2 separate regions of the Homo sapiens genome follow, and region 1 is linked to region 2. The links are chromatin loops, found by intact Hi-C in ENCODE. Cell type or tissue: heart left ventricle. All regions are shown on one strand. Region 1 holds the start of LINC02913 (long intergenic non-protein coding RNA 2913). Region 2 has its middle 74 kb from the start of LINC00963.

Region 1 (4,000 bases), 93 kb before region 2:
CCACTTATACCCTAGATACCAATCCCTGGGGATGGATGTCATCAGTATCCCCATTTGACAGATAAGGAAGGTGAGGTTCAAAGGGCCTCCTGCCCCCCGTCGCCCCCGCCCTGGCCCTGTACCAGCTTCGAATGCAGTGGCAGGGGGCCACGATCTTGTGCCCAGGCCTGGTTCTCCTACCCCCAGCAGCGGGAGAGAATGCCGGGGAGGCACGAAGCCGATCCCTCCCCAGGGGGCTCCCACAGCTCCCAAGCTCACTGACACTTGGGTTTCCTTCCTCTCCTCTGGCCCTCCCCTGGCCCCCTCTGCTGCACCCCCAGCTTGTCCCACCCACCCTTGAGCTCGACCCCTCTCCCTCCCCGGTTCCCACCATCAAAAGCGCCTGCTGCAGGGCTTGGCTCTGTTTGGTTTCTCCAGAGCCTGCCCAGGGAGCTCTGCCTCTCGGAGGCTGTGTGCTCACTTTGCAAAACAGCAGAAATTTATAGCCCAAGTAATTGATCACGGCGCTTCTGCCTCCCTCCATCTCTCTCGGGCTCCTAATTCCCTTCTCCCGCTCTTCTCTTTTTTCTCAGCGCGCCATCTGTGGTGTCAGAGAAAAGGAAGCCAAAAGTGGGGGGGTGTTTCTAGTCCCAGTTCTGCCAATTACGAGTCACATGAACCTCAGTTTCCCCATCCGCAAAACGGAGAAGCTAATAATACCTGCTCACAAGTGTGCCGGGCCCGTGGAGGCCGGGGCCGGGAGGAGCACCCAGACGGAGTGACTTCTGGCCCTGAGCCACCCTGTGGGGGTGCAGGGTGGGGTGGGGGCCCACCTTCCCAATGGGGACACTGGGGCCAAGAGAGCTCGAGCCATTCACTCAGGGTCGCAGAGCTGGTAAACAGCAGCCCTGGGGCTTGAACCAGGTGAGTTGTACCTCAAAGACGGAACCATTAGGCCACACTCCCCCGACGCCGGCCCCAGGGCCCATCAGAAAACAGGTGAGCCTCCCCAGGCCTCCCAGACCCCTATTTCACTCCATTCTGGAGCTAACTGTGGGGCAGAAGGAGAGGCCACTAGGGCAAAGTGAACACTTTGCAAATTGTAGAGAGCCGCGAGGATGGAAGGAAACTTCACAATCATTCCCATCACTCTTCAGGGCCGGCCCCCCTGGATCAGACCCCTCCACTGTCTGGGAGACTCACTGGGACCTAAGAGCTTCCCTGGCCCTCAGTTGCTGTCTCTCCCTCCAGAGAAGCTGTATGAATAGCGGCCTCCCTCCGGCCAGGCCCCTACACCTGCCAGTCTCCAGGAAGGCCCACAGAACCTTGCAGAACAACTCACAAATGACCCCGAAGAGCACTTCACTCGCCCTTCCGTGGCAGATGAGGCAGCAGACCTGGGAGGGGAGGCCCAGGTTCCCGGCCCGAGCTCTGGGGGGCCCGGGGCTGGAAACTCCCCTCTGAGCCCCACTCCAGGGCGGGGCTGAGGCCATTCCTGACCCCTTCTGTTCGGTTCTGGGGGATGGGGGACGAGTGCTTCCAGGGGGGAAAGTGCTTGTCTTTTTTCCCCTCCGCCCTCAGTCTAGCTTGTCTCTGCCTGTGTACGTCTCTCTGTCTCTCGCTGTCTCTGTGTGTGTCTTTCTCTCCAAGCCCCCAGCCCGCAGGTACGGGCTTGCTTCCACCCGTGCGTGGCCCCCAAGACTGAGCACAGCTCCTCGGGTGTTTGCATCCAAGGTGCCCACAGCGCCCCGGCCTCCTCCCTTCCCCATGGCAGCCCCGGGGGTTGCTCTGGGCAGGGCGGTCCGCAGCTCGGGGGCGGCGGGCACGTTCTGTTCCCCGCTTTCGGGCGGGGACCGCAGGCTCCAGCCCCGGCGGCTGCCTGCTCCCGCCTGGCTGGCGGAGATGAGAGCCGGCTGCAGGGCTGGGAGCGAGGCAGCAGCACACAGAACAAACAGAATTTTTTTTTGCAACTAGAGGGGGAAGCACAGAGCTAAAAATAAAACGAAAAGATCAGTATCTGTCAGTCTGACAGCTGATTGGCTGCTCGGAGATGCATATAATTACCAGCAACTGGCGCTGGGTAGGCAAAGCCGGGAGAAACTGCTGAGACGAGGTTAGGATTTAACCTTTAAATTCTGGAGCCATCGGAAACCGAGGGGAGGACGACGGGTGTCGGTGCTAATGAGGCTGGGGGCGGGCGATGCGCGGTGGGCCTCCGAGTCCGGGGCAGGTCTCGGGGGTTCCCCGGGGAAGGCCCTGGGAGCCCTTGGCCCTGGCGGCCTCCGCCATCAGACTGGGAATGTCTCTGATTGGGTGGCCAGGAGGCGGTGGCCCTCCTCCCCGCCCAGCTGAGGGGTGTCGTCTTCCGCGAAGTTAGGGTCTCACCTGGGAGGCAAGGAGGGAGGGGGCTGCCTGAGGCCCTGGGCCCCTCCGGGACTGGCGCACCCCGTCTCACCCACATTCCTTCGCCTTTCCCTGCCCAGTGTGGATTTCCAAAACCCATCCCCGCTCCCCTCCTTCCTTCACCCCAAGTCACCCGTTCCCAGCTCTGTTTCTTGCCCCACCCAGGGAGGGCTTTTCCGCACCTCAGGCTTGTCCTAGGGCCCCCAGACAGACAAAAACTGCGGCAGTTGAGGGGTGTTGTGCTCTCCCTAAGCCTCAATTTCTTCATCTGTTAAAGGCAGGTGATGAAAATTGGGCCTACCTGGCTGCTGGTCAAATGCCAGGGCTGCTGTGGGCCCAGCCTTGCATGTTGACTCTCACCTGAGCCAGGAGTCAGGAGATCGGGGTTCTAGTCCAGCTGGGAATTGTCCCAGTGTGAATTGGGAGTAAGAGTTCCTGCCCTCTGACCTCTCCAGGTGGCAGCGGGGACCACGTGAGATGGCGTATGTGGCCTTGAGCGATAAACCTCACCTGTCGGGGGAGGTGGGCGAGGAAGCCTGCAGCTCCTGGAACCCACCACTTTTCTCTCCCAGGCCCTTGCCCAGGCTGTGGCCTCTGCCTGGAACCCCTTTTCTTCCCATCCGAGCCCTTCCCTTCAGTGCCTCTTCCTCTGGGAAGTCCTCTCTGGTGCCCAGCCCGTCCTCTTCTGCCCACTCTGGGTTTCGCACCCCATGCTTAGGCCCTGATTGCCTGCTTTGCACACAGGGCTGTGAGCTCCATGAGGGCAGGAACCACATGGCTGTTCACAGCTGTGTTGCCAGGGCCTGGCCTGGAGACCCTCAGGAAGTGAGACATCTGAATCCTCTGCTCTGTGACCCTGGCAGCCAGGTAGAGCCATCTTGGCCATGGCACCCAGGCTTGGAGCAAGCAGCAGCCTCATGGGTGGGGAACCACGTTTCCCCAGCACATCGGCAGGCCCTAAGGGGACATTCGCTTGGCTCTGCCCTCAGAGCACTGATGCCCGGGGGACACTGCCCTTTGTGTGTCCCATGTAAGAGAGGATGCAACCTTAGAGGGGGCAGGGGTAAACATGGTCCCAGGCCCTGTTGTCCCCTCCTAAGAAAGTTCCCAGTTCTGCCTGTCCATCCCTGGCCTTTTCCCTGTGCTGTCTGGGACAGTGGGTGGAGCTGCCGCTGAGCGGTGGGACCTAGAAAACACATACTGACCTATAGGAGGCACTGCCCAGAGCTCCTAACTGGGGTGGGGTGCAAAGGAAAGGTGGGTGAGGGAAGCAGAGAGAAATCATATTAGTAGCTCACACGTCAACAGTCTAGCTGTGTGCCTGCCTCTCTCATGCACTTCATGGGGATTATTTCCTAGAATTCCCACAAGAGCCCCTTGCAGGTGGTGCGATTGTTAGCTATAATTTGAAGATGAGGAAACTGAGGCACAGAGTAGTTAAGCAATGCACCCAGGAGCCCACAGCTAGGGAGGACAGAGGCTGGATCCAGCCCAGTCCCCTGTCTCCTGGGGCCAGGCCCAGCGCTCCCACCTCTCTGATAAGGATAAAAAGGAGGGAGCGGGAAGGGAGATATTCCAGAGGCAACTACCATGAGACCTCCCGGCAGAGAGGCTTGAA
Region 2 (4,000 bases):
AAAGGGCAAAGGTCTCCGTGACCAAAGGCTAACCGCATGTCCTTGGAAGAGAAAAAGAAAAAGAAAACATGAAACAGGCTAAAGGGGTCTCTGAAAGTTGTTTCCAAAACCTGGGTTGTTCACTAGGAGTTGCTTGTAAGTGTAAACACTTTTTTATTTTTATTTTTTGAGATGGAGTCTTGCTCTGTTGCCCAGGATGGAGTGCAGTGGCATGATCTTGGCTCACTGCAACCTCTACCTCCCAGGTTCAAGTGATTCTCATGCCTCAGCCTCCCTAGTAGCGGGGATTACAGGCGTGCACCACCACGCCTAATTTTTGTATTTTTAGTAGAGACTGGGTTTTGCCATGTTGACTAGGCTGGTTTCAAACTCCTGGCCTCAAGTGATCCTCCTGCCTCGGCCTCCCGAAGTGCTGGGATTACAGGCGGGCCGTGCCCGGCCAACATTTGTTTTTCTGAACCCATGGTATGGTGTGCACTGCAGAGGCTTTTTCCTCTGGCTTCCCTGTCCAGAGCAGCAACTGTATGCATTTGAGCTGATAATGTCCAAGAGTGGGGAGCTGAGTTAGGAACAGAATCACAAACTTTAATTAGCAGGATGACATTAACATCCCAGCAGGGGCTTGGGGGCGTCCTTCAGGCCCATCTGATCCCGGTGGACACCTCCCCACAGGACCCGCAATCTTGGGACACTGGAAGCCAGGCGCCCTTTGAGGGTGGAGGGAGGCCACCCACCTCCCCATGTGGCCAGAAATTGCATGCCCCGGCAGCCTGCCCTGGCTTGGTTCAGCAGGGCCCAGAATGTTCTGGTCTTTATCTGGTTTAGTTTTAAGTGCTTCCAACGGCAGCAGGGCTGTTCCACCACAGTCCCCAGGAAATTGGTCCGTGTAGGACGGAGCCTTCCCGAGAATGAAGTCATCTGTTCCTTTTTTATTTTTTGTTGCCTTTCTCCTTCAACGCGAGTCACCGGGCCTCTGCAGTCCCTCCCCGCGCCAACGCGCCCCGCCGCGGGGCCCGGACGGGGTGGCGGGGGAAGGGGCGAGGAGCAGGGCCCCGGGGTGCGCGGCCGCCCGACGCCCCCTGCTCTCGCCCTGCCCCCCGCCCCGGCCCCCGCCCGCCGCGGCCTGAAGGTGAGCTCCCGGGGGGCCGCCCGAGCTCCGGCGCGGCCCGCTCGGCAAACAATAACAGTAAATAACGCTCCCTTGTCAACGTAATAAAAACGGAAACGGTTACAATGTTTTTTAATAAGCGTCCCCCATCAATCTCCCTCCCCCTCGTCCCGGGCCGTGGGCACCGGGGAGGAGGGGGAAGGGTGGGGGGCACCGGGGCGCGCTGCTTGGGGGACCCGGGGTGCAGGAGGAGGACGCCCGGGGGAAGAGGGGAAAACACAGCAAGTGAGAGACGAGGGGGCGCGAGCGGCCGGGGTCACGCGCGCCAGCCGAGCCGGGAAGCGGCCGCGGTGAGTAACACCGTTGCCATGGCGACGTGGCCACGAGGAACAGGAAGCGGCAGAAATAGCAGCCACCGCGGCCCGCGCCGCCCGGCCCCTCCCCCCAGCCCGTTGCCACGGAGACCGGGCCAGAGCGAGGCTGCGCGGGCGGCCGCGGCCGCCTGCGCCCCAACCCGCGCATGCGCAGCGGGGCCTGGCCCACGAGGGCGTCGCGGGTGTGTCCCGTCGCCGCGCCGGGGCCACCTGGACCCCCAGACCTGCCCCTGCCGCCCGCTTAGGTGGTGGTTCGGGGGCCGGGGGAAGGAAAAGCCAAATCGTTCCTTGTTTGCCTTTGGAAAGCCGCCCTGCCATTGTTCCGGGCGGATTCCTTGGTTTCCAGGCGCTGTAGGCCAGGAGAGGAGGGGGCAGGAACCCCGGCCCAGCGGTCCCAGACGTTTTCGAAGCGACAGACCCTGGGCCCAGCGCGGGGACGCGGAGGGGACACGGGCTAGCAGCCCTGCCCTCCGGAGCTCAGGCCCAGTCCGGGCTTCCCAGGCCCCGGGGCTGCCCTCCCGGAGCCCGACCTCCCCTGGGGGTGGGGGTGCTGCCCCGGGGCCCCCTTCCTGGGTTTCCTGGTCCTTTTGTTCACGTATCCCCCTCCCCGGATTGAACCAGCAAAGAGCACAAAGCAGAAAATACATCCTTGCCGCCCGCAGGCTCCCTCATCCCGCAGAAAACTCTGAAACAGTCCACACCCGTCCCAAAGTTGAGAGAAACCTGGACGTTTCATAAACAAAACCCGCCCTCCAGCAGCGTGTTTATGTGGAGGCGGCCTCGCGTGTCTGAGGCTGGGGTGTGTGTGCTCGTGTGTGTGTGTACGTGCGCCGGGGACACGCGATCATCTCTCAGGTGTTTGTGGAGAATTTTTTTTCTCTCCAGATTTTGTTTGGTTTGTTTTTAATAAGGGTCAGAGGTCTGGGCTTCTGTGGGGAAGGGGCAAAGGTCATCTCGGATGGCCAGGCTGGGAGGTCCTAGGGGGAGGGGTCGCGGGGCCTGGGCTGCCGGGCGAGGCGGGAGCCGGTGGGAGTCAGCGGGGACAGGCTCCGCGAGCTGCTCCTGGGGTATGGCCCCAGAGAGGACCCGAGCCAGGACTGGGATCTCTCTCCCCTGAGCAGGGCAGCTGTCACTTCCCCGGCCCCTGTCCTGGCCACACTGGCCAAGAGAGAAGGCAAGCGGAGTGGCCCCGGTCTCTGGGGCTTTCTGCATTGGAAAGGGGAGGCTTTTGTTTTTTGTACAAGGCGGACTTCAACTTTCAGCGAGCAGGCTGACCAGATGGGAATGTAGACAGGGTGTGCGGGGAAGGGGGACCGCATGCTTCAAACCTCCTTCCTGCCACCATCGCCTAGCAGCCTGAGCCCCCACTGCGGCCCTGTGCTGGCTGAAGGGAGGGAGGGGCTAGGGCTGATGTTTCTTCTTCCCTCCTTCCCCCACCCCCCTTTTCCAGATGTGAGAAAGGAACCCCGCCCTGCAGGGGAAACTTGTCTGGTGTCCAGAAGACTTAGGATCCACGGTGGAGGTCTGGGTGCCATATTGCCGTCTCTCCTTGAAGGAGAAGATGAACACATAGGGAGAAGGCGCCTGGGAGCTGTCGCTACAGTCTAGAGAAGCCCCACCTTGGCCCAGCAGTAGCCTGTGCTGAGAACCGGGATTCCAGGACCAGACAGTCCTGGCGGTGGATCCCGGCTCTGCCGAAGCCACAGCTTGTGTATCTGGACAACAGGGATAGCGCAGTGCCCGTGTCACAGGTGGTGATGGCTCCTGGAGGTGGTGCACACAAGCTCGTGGCATGGCATCTGGTGCACAGTAGGTGCTAGAACATAGAAGCTGTCATTGGAGCTGGTGTGACCCAGGATGGCCACCTTGGGTCTCTGACACTCTGGGGCTGGCTGTGTCCCAAGGCAGGTTCATCTTTGGTCCAGCCTCCAGGAAAGGAGCACTGGACTGGGGTCAGGAGAAGCCGAGGCCAGGGGTTCTGCCACCAACCCATTGTGTAATCCGAGGCAAGTCCCTGAGCTGCTTTGAGCCTCAGTCTTCCCATCTGGCAAATGGGGATAATAATCACAACCACCATTGATTGTGAACTTACTCAGTGCCAGGTACTCCACCGAGGTCTGTACATTTCCTTATCTAATTCTGCCCTCAAAACAACCAAGTGAGGTAAAGACCACGATGATCCCACTTTCACAGATGAAGGGGCAGAGCCTCAGAGAGGTGAAGTCACTTGCTGGGGACACAGCTGGAAGATGGTGCAGTCGCTGTCACACACCCCTGAGAGCGAGTGTCCAGCTGCTGCTCCTGTCTCTGTTGTTCCCCTGCCCTTCCTGCTCACCCCCTGTACTTTTCGGTGGCTCCGGCCACAGCCCTCCCTTTGTATTTGAACCCTTGGATCCAGCCATTCTGGAATCTTCTGAGTCTGGTGCAGATCCAGCCCCCTCAGTGGGAGACATCCTCAGGGGTAGATGGTGGCTTGAAGAAAGCCAGGTGGGCCCCACATGGTCCCCACAGTCAACCC

The links. Peaks named below come from ENCODE experiments on the same cell type or tissue, not always from the same donor. Only the 100,000 strongest peaks of a DNase experiment are listed, where the experiment ranks them.
Region 1: it touches region 2 in a loop (2.4-fold over the local background); 24 of 110 quality-filtered maps call a loop at or near these places.

What each region holds. Positions count from the first base shown.
Region 1 is chr9:129,318,955-129,322,954 of GRCh38, forward strand. LINC02913 (long intergenic non-protein coding RNA 2913) reads left to right here and starts at 2,062. Exons shown (of 2, transcript NR_149714.1): 1 at 2,062-2,092; 2 at 2,838-3,649. RefSeq lists enhancers at 1,532-1,591, 2,072-2,121, 2,444-3,012, 3,013-3,580 and a silencer at 1,752-1,871. In heart left ventricle, CTCF peaks have their summits at 1,940 and 3,580; DNase peaks (open chromatin) are centred at 1,855 and 2,202; H3K4me3 peaks cover 1,780 bases; H3K27ac peaks cover 4,000 bases.
Region 2 is chr9:129,412,287-129,416,286 of GRCh38, forward strand. No RefSeq gene overlaps it. Among named protein-coding and RNA genes, the nearest start is that of LINC00963, 74 kb to the right of the region's middle. RefSeq lists silencers at 1,148-1,227, 1,248-1,417, 1,528-1,737, 1,878-2,017 and an enhancer at 2,599-3,418. In heart left ventricle, no CTCF peak of the experiment used is centred here; DNase peaks (open chromatin) are centred at 945, 1,505, 2,245, 2,595 and 1 weaker place; H3K4me3 peaks cover 2,230 bases; H3K27ac peaks cover 3,603 bases.